Linked DNA regions of Homo sapiens: regions 1 and 2 are each linked to region 3. A link is a contact called in ENCODE Hi-C or POLR2A ChIA-PET data. All regions are on one chromosome and are shown on one strand. The core of a region is the stretch at or near the end of the contact, and the rest is flanking DNA. Distances in the headings are between cores, read along the strand shown.

Evidence for each region. Hi-C counts contacts between places; a loop is a spot of excess contacts on that map. ChIA-PET counts read pairs that join two places held with the same protein, here RNA polymerase II (POLR2A). Pooled maps may share reads with other maps.
Region 1: a loop to region 3 is called in a map of mammary epithelial cell, with 3 times the contacts of the local background. The contact joins two enhancer-like sites. A Hi-C loop is called at or near these places in 8 of 168 maps with a recorded cell type or tissue (IMR-90, MCF 10A, aorta and 5 more) and 5 of 50 pooled maps. POLR2A ChIA-PET finds 5 or more read pairs at or near these places in 5 of 52 experiments (AG04449, BJ, MCF 10A and 2 more).
Region 2: a loop to region 3 is called in a map of mammary epithelial cell, with 8 times the contacts of the local background. The contact joins two enhancer-like sites. A Hi-C loop is called at or near these places in 9 of 168 maps with a recorded cell type or tissue (MCF 10A, PC-3, PC-9 and 6 more) and 4 of 50 pooled maps. POLR2A ChIA-PET finds 5 or more read pairs at or near these places in 6 of 52 experiments (AG04449, BJ, H1 and 3 more).

What each region holds. Positions count from the first base shown.
Region 1 is chr22:27,455,582-27,460,108 of GRCh38, forward strand. No RefSeq gene overlaps it. Among named protein-coding and RNA genes, the nearest start is that of LINC02554, 150 kb to the left of the region's middle. Within about 2 kb of position 1,475, at least 4 of the 41 ENCODE cell types and tissues checked have a DNase peak (open chromatin) inside an H3K27ac peak, as active enhancers do; they include IMR-90 and mammary epithelial cell, where a contact is called at or near this core.
Region 2 is chr22:27,471,357-27,476,347 of GRCh38, forward strand. No RefSeq gene overlaps it. Among named protein-coding and RNA genes, the nearest start is that of LINC02554, 160 kb to the left of the region's middle. RefSeq lists enhancers at 3,057-3,778, 3,194-4,393, 3,779-4,501. Within about 2 kb of position 3,720, at least 6 of the 41 ENCODE cell types and tissues checked have a DNase peak (open chromatin) inside an H3K27ac peak, as active enhancers do; they include mammary epithelial cell, where a contact is called at or near this core.
Region 3 is chr22:27,417,720-27,422,343 of GRCh38, forward strand. No RefSeq gene overlaps it. Among named protein-coding and RNA genes, the nearest start is that of LINC02554, 110 kb to the left of the region's middle. Within about 2 kb of position 3,117, at least 18 of the 41 ENCODE cell types and tissues checked have a DNase peak (open chromatin) inside an H3K27ac peak, as active enhancers do; they include IMR-90 and mammary epithelial cell, where a contact is called at or near this core.

The DNA.
Region 1 (4,527 bases), core at 225-2,724, 36 kb after region 3:
TTTTCTCCACTGCCCAGACATGGTCACATCCTTCAAGATATAGCCTGTGTAGACAAAATAAGCCCCTTTGTGGACATCTTCCCTCATTCTTCTCTAGTCACCACTCAGTGTAATTCTACTTCCCACATCCCCCGCTGCCTACCCTCCCCCACACACATGCAATGAATTATGTACTCTGAAAGTCCTACTTGGGTATTAAAAAAGGAAAAAAAAAGAGCCCATGATAGAAAACTCTACCAGCCATTTTTTTCCCTTTTTGTCCTCATGAGCAGGTGCACGATGTAATGCCCCTGATTTTCAAGATCTGATTAAACTGTCATAGGTGTGGCACAATTGCAATAACTCCTCCGCCTCAGTGAGGCCCAAATCATTATAGACCTGTGTACACCCAGAGATGCCGTAGATAAGGGTCTGTCAGCGTTTCCATTACTGGGCCCTGTTTGGGGGATTTGTTTATTTAAATTGGATGGATTGGGTGCACTGAGGAGCGATGGATGGGCTGGCAGCACAGGTGGTGGCTGGGTGAAGAAAATGTCACCTTCACGCTGCCATTTGTTGACATCACGCATGTCTCAGGCTCAACGGGGCATGCCCTGGTGGCTTATGGTGGATGGAGCAGGGAGTTGAAGCTGGCGATATTTGCCCCAACAGAGTGGGCAGAGCAGCTGCAGGAAGCTGGGGTAAAAGGCAGTTGAGGGAAAGATTAAGGGGGTGTACCAGATGGGGGCAAAGATCACCAAGCTGGTAGTGATTTTGGAAGGATGAAGGACCCAAAAAAATGGGGAAAGGGGCTGAGTGCGGTGGCTCACACCTGTAATCCCAATACTTTGGGAGGCTGAGGTGGGCAGATCATGAAGTCAGGAGATCGAGAGCATCCAGGCCAACATGGTGAAACCCTGTCTCTACTAAAAATACAAAAAAAAATTAGCTGGGCATGGTGGTGCGCGCCGGTGGTCCCAGCTACTGGGGAGGCTGAGGCAGAAGAATTGCTTGAACCCCAGAGGCGGAGGTTGCAGTGAGTGGAGACTGCGCCACTGCACAACAGTCTGGCGACAGAGCGAGACTCCATCTCAAAAAAAAAAAATAGTGGGGAAAAGAACTAACAGATTTTAAAAATGTGCACATGTAAAATAACTCCATGCCAGGCATTTGGGGTACAATACGTGTAAACTTAAATTGGGTCTTGCTTTTTGCTCACAGGCTTAAATCCCAACTCTTATCATGGCCTTCAAGACACTGTGTGGTCAAGCCTCATCTCTGCCATGCCCCAATTTCTTCAGGCTGCTCCAGCCACGTGGCCACTTAAGTCTTTGAATATGCCACGCTTTCACATCTCAGGGCCTCTGCGTGGGTTAAACTCTGCCTGAAGCCCAGTCTTTCCCCCGGCTGATCCCTTCTCACTCTTCAAGCCTCGGTATAAATCACCTCCTCTGAAGATAGTCCCTGATTACTCAGTCCAAGGCTCCATCTCCACTGCCCACCCCACCTGAGTCACTCTTACAAGCATCCTGTCTTTTGCCAACAGAGCACTTTTCACCGTGGATCATTATGTACTTGTGTGTTTATTTATTTATTATTCAGAAAGGACATATGTTTTTGTCTGCCTGCCGTCCCTTGTTTGGAGAAACCTCAGTCTCTCATTGTACACAGTTCTGGTCTGGCTGTGAGTTCACAGTCTCAGCCTTCTCCCCATATATTCACACTGGCCCCAGGAAGGGAGGTTTGACTCAGGACTGAAAAATCCCAACCTCCCATCCCCCAGTAAAAAGGAGTAGCCCACAGAGTATACATGGGACCAGAACAAGGATAATCAGTGTCCACAGAGCAGGGGCTGTATGTTTTGAAACATGTCCGCAAATTCTTTGGCACTGCTCCCTACAAACGGTGGAATCCAGTCCCCTACCCCTTGAATATGGACAGTCTTTGTGACTGCCTCAGTGAATAGAGGCAGGGTGGTGGAAGGGACTCTGCATGAGCTCTAAGGCTAGGTTACAAAAGGCAGTGAAGCTTTCACCGGGCTCTGCCTCAGCACGCTCACTGTTGGAACTCGTCGCCATGTTGTAAGGAAGCTCCAGCCACGTGGGAAGGCCAATGTTCAGTGTTCCAGCTGATAGCGCCCTCTGAGATTCCATCCAATAGGCAGCATGAACTGTCAGACATGTGAATAAATGAGCTTTTGGTGATTCCAACCCCCCAGCCTTTGAGTCCCTGAAGCTGATGTCACATGGAGCTGACACAAGCTGTCCCACTGGGTTCTGCCCAATTGCAGATTTATGAACAAAATAAACGGTGTAGTTTAAGACACTCCACTTTGGGGTGGTTAGTTATACAGCCATGGAAGACTCAGACAGGGTGCTGAGCTGAAAGAATGTGATGTTGGAAGCCTGAGCAGCCACCATCCCACCACCTGGAGATCCCACAACCTGGAGCTCCCACCACCTGGAGTGAGCTGGTCTGCAGAGGGATGCCAAGTGGAGATGAGCAGTGATGGGGAACAGATAAGCAGAGACTGTGGGGAGCCTGGGTCTGCAGCTTTTCCTGTAGTTCCGTGGGGCCACTCCCAGGGGTCTTTCCCAGTGACCAGCCTCAGCAAGTTCCCTGTGTGCTTCAGCAAGCTGGAGTGGACTCTGTCTCTGGTGCTCACAGCTTTCTGGACCCATTCACCATCATCCCACTGGACCTGAGCTCCATGAGGCAGTGCCCATTTCTACTCTGGTCCATGCTGTACCTATGGCATCCATGAAGTGCTGCACAGTTTGGTGTTAAAGATTGATTCTAGAAGGGAATGAGCTCGTTGGTCCTCTCACCATCCTCAGTTCTGGGTAAACAGGGAGGCTCAGAGAGGTGAGAGGCTCCTAAGGGTACTTGGATAATGTATCCTGGTGATGACAGGATATGAATCTGGATGATACTTTGAAGTTCAGGATCCTGGATCTGGTTGAAAACACTCTGGAGGGGATTTCCAGGGGTGTCATGTGGGGCCCAGTGTAAGAGGCATCAGGCAGGTAACCAAGATAACCATCAGTGATGGGGATGGGGGGCAAAATAGGGACAAGCTCTGGTAGTAAACAAGAGTCCTGTGGTCAGACCAAGGCTCTGAGAGGATTGGAGGCCAAGGTCAGGCTGTGGGAAGGAGCTGAGGAATGACCTTTAATGCCTGTCCAAGGTGGCGTGGGGACTCTGGGAAGGGCTGAGCCTGCAGGGAGGAATCATGCTAAAGCTTATCATTGTCAGAGTAGAGGTTCTGTTCATCTCACCCTGCTGTGGATTTGCACGTGGTACAGATGCAAACAGTGCCTCTGTGGGCATATACCCCAAACTTACCATCCCAGTGCATGCTGAATGCACATGACAGCAAGCACCTGCAACTCCCTACCAGCACTTTTGCTCAGATGATGTGCATGAGGGCAAGGTCAGAAGCACCAGGAGTTAATGCTCCAAAAGCACCCTTCCAGTGATGGACAGGAGTTGGAGGATAAATATCTCAGCTCCCTCGCTCCCTGGGTAGATAACTGAGGTGTGTGTTTTACACTGGTTCTCAGACTTCCCCAGTGGGATTGAGTTCCAGCTGCTCAACGTGATAACCTGCTCATTAGTGCACCCTGGATAGGCTCTTTCCCTTCTCTGTCTCACTCCCTTCCTTCCCCACCAGTGCTTCCTGGATTATCCCCCTAAAATGCCACTTGCCTTCACATCCCTGTCTTGGGGTCTGTTTTAGGGAAGCCCATATTTAGACAGCACACATCCTGGGTGCAGGACTGGCTTATGGCTGGCTCTCCAGCCATTTAAAAGCAGCTTATCGTTTTCAGTTTCCATGTAAACCATTTGTTCTGGAAGCCCTTCCTGCCTTGGCCAGGTCTCCCTGGCATTTGCTCTCAGGAACTCATGAAACTTCCTACTTAATTTTGCATGACTCCCTTGCACTGGACTTTGAGTCCATGTGGGCAGGGCTACCATTGTTGTGTCATCCCCCAAGCCCCCAGCACCTGACACAGGACCCAGGGTTGGTCTAGGAAATATTTGTTAACTAAGACATAAAATATTCTTGTGTTGAACTCTTCCTGGGCACCAGACCCCGCACCTATTTCCTGCTGACTTTTCAGACATCATTGCACCCACTTTACAGATGGGGAGGTAGAACTCACTTCCCCCAAGGTCACTGTATTCACTATCTATGCCAAGTAACAAATTACCTCAAAGCAGAGATGCTTGAAACAACAGCACGGGTATCTCATGATTTCTGTAGGTCAGCCATCGAGGTTTACCTGGCTCCTCTGTTTTAGGGTCTCTCAGAGTCTACCATTAAGGTCTGGGGCTGCAGTATCATCCTAATAGGCTTGGCTGGAACAGGACATGACTTAAACTCACTCACTTGCTTGCTGGCAGAATTCGATTTCTTGCAGATTGTAGGACTGAGGGTCCTGCAGGAACTGGGACAGTTCCTGGTCACACAGGCATCTCCAATGTAGCAGCTTCCTTCTTCCAAGTGTGCAGGTGACAGAGAGAGAGAGACAGAGGCAGAGACAG
Region 2 (4,991 bases), core at 2,470-4,969, 54 kb after region 3:
ACTCACAGTGGCCAAATTCCCCGGATTCAGGTCTGCACATTAATTATTGAGTGATATAATCCAAATTTATCTAATGAATTAATAATAGACCATAGGGGTATTTTAACAATGAAATACTTGGAGTTGTGTTTTGATAATTACAGCAGGCTTTCATAATTACACCAAGGCTGTTAAAATAAAATCGAAATCAATGAGGTAGTGTGCAGTGACACCCCAGGAGCGCCCCCTCAAAGCTATGACAAACAGACCGACCAGGAACAGAAAGATCCTTTTAGCTCTGAATCGGGTGACGTCTGGGGGGTTGGGTGGTCAAGATCTTTGCAGGATTGTGGATTTGGGGAGAGATTCTGGGAAGGACAAGAAAAATAACATCCCAGAAATGCATCAGATGTGTGAATCAAAAAGCACCTCAAAGACCAAGAGAAGAAGCCTCTGCTTTTACAGATGAAAAGACCAAGACTGAGAGAGGAGCCATGACTCACCAAGTCAACTTCAAAACAATGGCAGAGCCTAGACCTTGTCTCCGGACTCCTAGTCCAGTGCTCTCTTGGCCCTGGACCATTCATGTGCCCTTCCTCTACCATGACAAAGCTCTCAGTGGTCTGCCTGAGCCCTGGCTATGCCTCCTGTCTCATCCTCTACAGCTCCCCATATGCACAACCAAACCACAATCGTTCATGAACTTAGACTACTCCATGCCTCTCTGCCTTTGCCTATATTGTGCCCTCTGCCTAGGATGCCTTCTCCTCCCTCCCTCCACCTCTGGACATCTGCCTGGAAAACTCCCCCAAGCAGGGATGACATCCTCCTCCTCCGGCCCTCCAGGGCCCCCACTACATAATAAGTGTTCATCTATATCCCCTAAAAGATGGAAAGCTTCAGCCAGATGCAGTGGCTCACACATGTAATGAGCCACTTTGGGAGGCTCAGGTGGGAGGATCGCTTGAGCCCAGGAGTTCAAGACCAGCTGGGCAACACAGTGAGACCCCATCTCTACAAAAAATGAAGAAATTAGCTGGCCATGGTGGTGCATGCCTGTAATACCAGCTACTTGGGAGGGTGAGGCAGGAGGATCATTTGAACCTGGGAGTTTGAAGCTGAAGTGAGCTATGATCGTGCCACCTCACTCTAGTCTGGGTGATAGAGGCGACAGAGTGAGACCATGTCTTTTTTAAAAAACAAACAAACAAAAAAAAGACGGGCAGCTTCTTGAAGGCAGAGATAAGTCCTATTCATTCAGTTTCCCTGGGATGTTAACATGGGGCCTGACAAACAGTTAAATGTATAATACAGACTTGTTTAAGGCCAGATGGTTGGAAGGAGAGGGAGAGAAGAAATGCAGGAAGGGAAAGGAACAAGAAAGTTTGGCTCGGGATTTATTTCCAGAATGTGCTTAACCAAGGCCACCGAAATAATATTTTGATGTAGAAGTGCTAGCTTGGGGACATCTTACTGGATATTTGAGCAACAATGAAATTAGAAACATTAAAGAGAGAGAAACCTTCTCAGGAGGATAAAGAGTGATAATGATGGCAGATTGGTAGATTCTAAACCACCACCCCCACCGCACCCACACACAGGCCTCGTCAAGAAGCCTGGGCTGTTGACCCCAAGGTCCTTCCCTAAGAAGTGTCCTCAGGAAGACACTTGAAAGTGTCAATTATAAATAAAAATAATTAATTTAAAAAAGAAGGCACTTAAACTTGCCACAGACATTGCCCAAAATGGGTCCCCCGTGTGGAAGTGACAAGAGGCAGCTGGGGCTGCAGTTGGTGTGATGATGAGGTTTCTGCAGCCTCCATGGTGACGTCACCACTGGTAACTACAGAAACAACGTCGAACTTCAGGTGTCAGCCTGGCTTAGCCATCTTTGCTGTCTAATGTCAACAGTCAGGTTAGGGGGAGCTGTCTAAATCATAGGAGGAGGTTGGTGAATGTAAAACATCATCACTTCCTCTTCCTCTCCCCTTCCTCCCTCATTTCAACTCCAAACAGGATCTATTGATTTCATCTTCAGGCATTATTCTAAGAGGCAGTGTAGTACTGCAGATAAAAAGTATGGACTTAGAAGCCAGACTTTCAGGGTTCAGCACTGTGGTTCACAAGCTGTGTGACCCTTGGGTGAGTCTCTTAGCTTCTCTGTGCCTCAGGGTTGCTGGGGGGATTAATGGGTTGATTTGCCTAAATGCTGGATTAAGGGATATCTGCTATTCTTACCTCCTCTGCTAAGAGCACCTTGACTTGCACTGCCCTCCCTGGCTCTTAATGTGGATTGGGTGGCACGGGACCCACCCACCAGCTCAGGGACTTAGTTAGGCACAGCCCCTACAACTGGCCAATCAGCTGAGTCCATTCCTCCGGCTACAATGATTGGTCAGAATCAAGCCCTTGACTGAAACCAACCAGTCACAGCTAATGAGATTAATCATCAATGAATATTAGCTAGTGTTACTGCTCCATTATTGTGGCAAATGTTAACTCCATCCCCCACCCACAGCCGGGTCTTGGTAGGGAGAGGGTGAAATGATGGACTAGGAGAGATTTGGGTTCCTTGGACAGATCTTGCCTTTTCCAGCAAGGTTGGGTTACATGCCCTCTCTCTCTCAGCTCCTGGAATTCCCCCTTGGCTTGCTACTGTTCTGAGATGAAGTAAACTGGGTGATTCTAAGAATGGGCCTTGAGTCTGGCAAACCCATCTGTTTCTTCCTAGCTATGGGCCCCTGGCCCTCACCTCCCGCTTCTCAGTTTCTTCACCTGGAAAATGAAGATGACTAAGGAACCTGGGCCTTGGAAGGTTCTGGGAATTCAGTGGAGTCAGGTATGCCCGGGGCTGGCACAAAGGTGGGGCTCCAGAAGAGATGCTAGCTGTGAATAACATGCCCGTCACTGCCTTCTGTTGTAACTGGCTGTGAAACGTCTGTCTTCTGCCAGACTAGGCTTCTAAGGTAGGGATGGGTTTGCTCATCATTGTGTCCGTAGCATACTGTGCAAGGCTAGACATGGAGTGGGAAGGAATGAATGAACGAACAGCAGGAGGGAGGGCAGAGGAAGGGAGAGACAAAGAGAAAAACCACAAGTCTCTCTCTTTTTTTTTTTTTTCTTGAGACGGAGTCTCACTCTGTCTCGCCCAGGCTGGAGTGCAATGGTGCGGATCTTGGCGCTCTGCATCCTCTGTCTCCCAGGTTCAAGTGATTCTCCTGTCTCACCCTCCTGAGTAGCTGGGACTACAGACGTGTGCCACCACACCCGGCTAATTTTTTATTTTTAGTAGAGACAGGGTTTCACCATGTTGGCCAGGCTGGTCTGAAACTCGTGACCTCAGGTGATCCACCCACCTTGGCCTCCCAAAGTGCTGGGATTACAAGCATGAGCCACTGTGCCCAGCTGAAAAACCACAAGTCTCCTGATGATGCTGGAAAGCCCAGCTACTCCAGCATCAAAGAGTGTTCAAAATGGGAGACTCAAGACCAGCTTGAAGCCCTTCACTCTGCAGAGATGGAGCCCAGAGAGGCCACGTGACTTCCCCAGGGACACACAGCAGGGTGTGATGGGACAGGCTCCAGAAAAGAGTGCTTCCTTCAGCTCCCTTGCAGCCTGTCTCTAACTCCCAGGCATTGGGGCCTGCTTTACCTGCCCAGCCCTCTCCCCCCTCCTCTTCACCTGGGGCCAGTCCCAACACGGGGTGCCTCTTCCTGTCTGCAGACAACACCAACCCCCAAGCCAGGTGCTCCCTCAGGTATCTCTTCCCTAAGTGGGCTGGGCTCCTCCGATGGAAAATATCCTCAGGGCTTCAGGCTGGAAGGAGTGAGATGACTCAGGGCCAGGTGGGAGAAGCTCAGGGAGAAGGAGGCTGGGGGCGCAGATGGAGGGAGTTCTTTGTAAATGAGTCAGAAAAAGAAGCCTCTCTCCGGATAATACCAAGAATCTATTGGCCCGAACTCAAGTATGCAGGACATGAATGTTAGTTTCCTGTAACTGAACTTGCAGCACCGTAGCCTCACTAGCTAAGTTCTGATCCCACCTGCCGTTCACCTGGCCTCTTAGAGCGACTGTGACACGCAGCCTCCTTCTGTGCCTTCCTCTGCCTGCCCCTCCTGGGAAGTCTGTCTCTGGTTCAGAGGTGGGAGAGGGGTCTCTCATCCCCGGTTCTTCCCCGCCTGTTGTTTATATCCAAGCTTCTGCTTTTTGAAGTTGATTATTCCCTCCTCGAGGTGATAAATGCAAACTACTTCCCGCCCTGATGGGGGGAAGGACAGGGGTTATATAGGAAGGAACAACTTTGCTTCATGTTTCAAGGATTCTTCAAGGAGAATTCCCTTCCTGATTGGGGTGTGGGTTGCCCCAAAGCACATCCTGCAAAAAGAACTGCAGTGTGTGGGGAGGTGAGAGGGTGAGGGAGTGAAGCCCGGAAGGGAAGCTTCATTAGCAAGCAAGGTTCCAATGTGGGCAGCTGGGGCACCTGAGTCCAGGGCCTCATATGACTATGTCCCAGTTCCTGGGGTTGAATTGAATGCCAGGAACCCCTTTCTCCTTGACCTGTTCCTCAAAGGGCTTCATCTGCCTCTCTGTGCCCTCTCTCGCCTGCGAGCAGGAATGAGTTTTAAACTCACAAGCGGCCCGGCACAGCAGCTCACACCTGTAATCCTGGCACTTTAGGAGGTGGAGGTGGGCCAATCACGAGGTCAGGAGATCAAAACCATCCTGGCTAACACAGTGAAACCCTGTCTCTCCTCTGGGAGCCAACATGGGACATGGCTGGGAGTTGTCTCACCCAAGGATCAAAGGAGCTGGGGTGTTTATCCTGCAGCCCCCGTAGGCTCTGCCATGGGCTGAGGGGTACTGCCCGGGGCATTAACTCCCTGGCACTTCATTGTGTTGGAAGCCATGGAGTGGGCCCACATGGGGATGGTGAGAGCCCAGGAGGAATGGGTGGGCACCAACAGCCTCTGCTACATTCACATGTGTAATATGGGGGTACAAATATTCTCATT
Region 3 (4,624 bases), core at 1,867-4,366:
GACCCCAGGGGAGGGGCTGCGTGCCTACTGCACACCTGGGAGCATCTACAAGCCCTGAGAGACCTTCCTGGGTGGGGTGTTCACGTCTGATCAGCCCTGAACTGCAACTGATGGGTGGGTGGGAAGCATTGGTTGAAATTGGCATGGCAGGGGTAGGGCTATGGGATGGGGGGTAGCCCTGCCGTTGCAGAGGGAACTACCTCAGTTCCCGGTTCACTCCACATGGCTGTGGGCCAGTGGGCGGGCCTCTCTGGGGCTTCTTTCACCTGTAAAGTGGGGATGACATGTAAGTCAGCAAATGCGCTCCTAAAAGCAGCGTCAGGACACAGCAAGCTTGCATTGAAATTCTAGCCCCGCCATACATCTGCTACATGATGTCTTCTCTCTAGGCCTCAGTTTCCCCTTCTGCAGAATGGGAACAACGAAGCAAGTGTAAGGATCCCATGACATTCCTTGTGCAATGTGGAGCATTGTGCTTGGCACAGAGTGAGTGCTCCATAAACATGAGGGATTGTGGCTGTTGATGTCAAGACTGGCGTTTACCTTAGGCCTGAGGTGGACCCTCTCTCCTAGTAGAAATTCTCGTCCAATAATTGCATGGGAATCATCCAAAAAGTAGGACTCGGGCTTGCCGTGTGTCTATACTAGGCATCCCCAACTCCTCAGTCTCCTGGAATTCAGTGGGAATGCCAAGCTCTGGGCTCTCCCCACTCAACTCTGTCCAAAATATCTTCCACGTGGGGAGGAGGCCATGGACAGGTGGATAGGGAAGGACTCATCAAGCCCGAGGGTGCCTGCGTGTATGTGGTGTTTACTTATTCACTTACACACACTCATTCACATTTTCATTGCGGGATCCCTATGGGCAATGTAAGAGGCAATAGGGAGCCAGTGAATGCTTGTGAGAAGAGGAGGGCTGAGTTTAGTCTGGCTTTGCAAACTTGCTGAATATATGAATGAATGAATGAATGAATGAATGAATGAACAAGGCAAATCTTTTTACTCCAACCCAGTGCTGGGATTCAGACAGGTTACTTGGGGACCTTAGTCCAGACCCCCTTGATCCTACAGAGAAAGGTTCAGGGCCTCAGCTAGGAACACCCTCACTCCCTGACTCTACCTACCCAATGCTGCAGGGCTGGCTGACTCCTTCCCAAGCCCACTAGCACCCCTTCATAGCTGGGCACCTTCACAAGCATCAGTGCTGTCCCTGGGGCCACCAAGAAAGTCAAGGCCTCCTCCCAGAGCTTACTGTCTAGAGCTTTGCCAGCACAAGCTACTAAGCTTCTTTGCCCCATCACTCTGATTGGGGGCAAACTGTGGCCCATTCCATAGATTAGAAATGGTGGGATCAATTCCAGGGCCTATATGGAAGCTTCTAACTCAGACCCATGAGGCTGGGCATCTTCAAAAGAAGAAGCTACACATTACTCATATTTTACAGCTTCTTGCCCACCCCACCTCTATGCCTGGGCAGGACACACCCTGCTGTAAATTGATCCATGTTGGTAATAATAATAATAATAATATGAGCTAGGAAACCAAGCAGTTCTTACCTGCTCCATGCACTTTACATGTATTCCTTCATTTAACCCTTGCAAACTTAGCATAGTGGCTGGCACACAGTAAAAGCTCAATAAATGTTTGCTGAATATATGAATGAATGAATCAATGAACAAGGCGAGTCTCTTTACTCTGGCCCAGTGCTGGGATTCAGACAGACCCGGGCTCAAATTCTTGCACTGCCACTTACCAATCGGTTCCCTTGGTCAAGTCACTTCCCTTCTTGGAGATTTTAGTTTTCCTGTCGATAAAGTAGGCGTGATGATATCTTCCTATCAGGTTGATGTGAGATTTCAATGAAGCTCCGCATACAAAATGCTTGCATGACACCTAGGGTGGCCCAGAGTAGAAACAAAAGGTTTTTGTTATTGCTATTGTTGTGGATGATGTCATTGTCTCCATCTGTCCACTCGGCTTGCAGTTATGGGTCAGGAATTCAGAGACCAGAGGTCACACATTGGTGATCTGGAGACCTTGTCCAGCTCCCAGATGTATTTTGTTTGGCTAATACAGCACTTCATTGATTTTTTTAAAAAAATCTAATTAGTTGCCAATATTTAGAGATGGGGAGATTTCGCGTAAAATACACTTTGGGGTCTCTCTTGGAATTTCAGATGTTTGGACCACATGAGAATTATATTCACCCAGAGCAGCTGGGCTTTGCTAGAGCTGAGAAGAACCCACTCCCTTATTTATTTATTTAGTTATTTATTTATTATTTTTTGAGACAGAGTCTCACTCTGTTACCCAGGCTGGAGTGCAGTGGCATAATCTTGGCTCACTGCAACTTCCACCTCCTGGGTTCAAGCAATTCTCCTGCCTCAGCTTCCAGAGTAGCTGGGATTACTGTCGTGTGACACCACACCCGGCTAATATTTGTATTTTTAGTAGAGATGGGTTTCACTATGTTGCCCAAGCTGGTCTTGAACTCTTGGACTCAAGTGATCCTCCTGCCTTAGCCTCCCAAAGTGCTGAAATTACAGGCACCCGCCCCTTTAGAAAGGGTATGAGCTCCCATTCTGCCCCAGTCCCCGCCGCTCCCTGTTGCCTCACTCTTGGCCAGCTCCATTCATTTACGTAGTTTGCCTACCACTGGAGTATTTTCCATCTGGAAGCCCTGCTCTAGATTTTCTCTTCCATGAGATCCACCAAGAAAGCTCCAAGTCACAGTTAGCCAAATGGAGTTAAACAAGAAGAAGAAAAACACACACCTCACAGTGATGGTGTGGCCACTTCTCCCAATTTCACAGCCTGGGCCCAGAATGGAGTCGGCACATCCCCTTCAAAGCTCCATCATTCTGAGGATGCTGAATGCCACTTTCCCACCCATGCCCACTGGGGAAGCCCACAGAAAGCCCCCTAAATAGCCCTGATCCCTCCAGGAAAGGGGAGGGCACACCGAGAAAATGGCTCCCATCTGACCAGCCTGGGCACAGCTTCTTGACTCTAATTGGGGATGTGGTAATTAGATGATGGCAAAGTACACCCCAGGCTCAGCTTTCAGCCCCAGGTCCCACCAACAGGCCATCCCACTTGGAAAGTTTGCCTGACATTCCTGAGCCGGGCCGCCTTGCCAAAGAAAACTCAAGCGAGGCTTGTCTTGGCATGGACTCAACCCCTAGCCTCAGCAGGAAAACCAAAAACATTTACACAGCTGGGCCTGCGACGCCCGCTTCCCTCAAGAGTTTGTCAGGGCTTGGATGGCTCGGTAGACTCGGGGGGCACTTCTGAAGGGGACTGTGTTCCCGAGCACGGCCAGGCATCGCCAGCCAGACAGAAAACACCACGGCCACCCCCGGGAGGTGGGAAAGAAGACGCAAGAAAACACGCTCTGGGGAGCCGGAGAGGGGCTACCTGGGGACTGGGTTTTCATCTATTCGTTGATCACTGCACGCCTCCCCCCTCCAGCTGCAACCACATCTGCACGGGTCGTCCTGGCCAGCTCACCACCCGACCTGTGCGTGTTGGCCAAAAAACAATCCAAAGAAGCTGCTTATGGCACGCGGAGCGCCTGGGGCCCCATGCTGACAGCTCTAAAGGACCGCCTCTTCACCGCTCTCTCTTTGCACTCAACTTCCCCATCTCTTTTCCTGGCCGCCTTTCCATGGCATTCTCCGAAGCTCTTCACATTCTCTGTCCTGGGGGCACCCCAATGAGGCCCATTTGGCCTCCTGGTTCTGAATGTCAGGGACTATGAACAGGAAGTCCTGGAGCCAGTGGTTCAAAGCCAGGAGCTCAAACACATTGGTGAACACACTGGGGGTTGCCAAATTATCTGCTAAGTCCCTCGTGAATCCCTCTGGTCCCTCCATCCCAGTGGTCCCCACTGCAGTCCAGGCCACCATCGGTGCAGTGGTGACTGCAGCAGCCTCCTCTCAAACCCTCCCACCTCCACTCCTGCCCTCAGAGTCCATTCTCTGAGCTAAGGATAGCACAACCTTTATTATTCTCTCAATTATAAAACATTTAAAAACTACAGCAAAATGCAGAAAATATGACTTTGCATAATTGAATGATTCACTATCAAGCAAATACCCATGTAACCACCAGCCAGCGCAAGAAACAACCTAAAGCACTTTCTCTTTTTTCTTTTTCTTTTTTCTTTTTTTTTTTTTTTTGAGGCGGGGTCTCGCTCTCTTGCCCAGGCTGGAGTGTAGTGGCACGATCTCTGCTCACTGCAAACTCCAGCTCCCAGGTTCAAGCAATTCTCCTGCCTCAGCCTCCCAAGTAGCTGAGATTACAGGCGTCCACCACCATGCCCAGCTAATTTTTGTATTTTTAGTAGGGAAGTGGTTTCACCATGTTGGTCAGGCTGGTCTCAAACTCCTGACCTCAAGTGATCTGCCTGCCTCAGCCTCCCAAAGTGCTGGGATTACAGGCGTGAGCCACCGCGCCCAGCCAGAAGCACTTTCTTGACTCTCTTCGATTCTACTCCCTCCCTCCCCACAATATTTCATGACTATCCTGACTTTTGTGGTCATGATTTCCTTGCGTTTTCTTCAGACCTAAAAACAACATAGTTTAGCCTTGTCTGTTTTGGGGTTTTATGTAAAGGGAATAG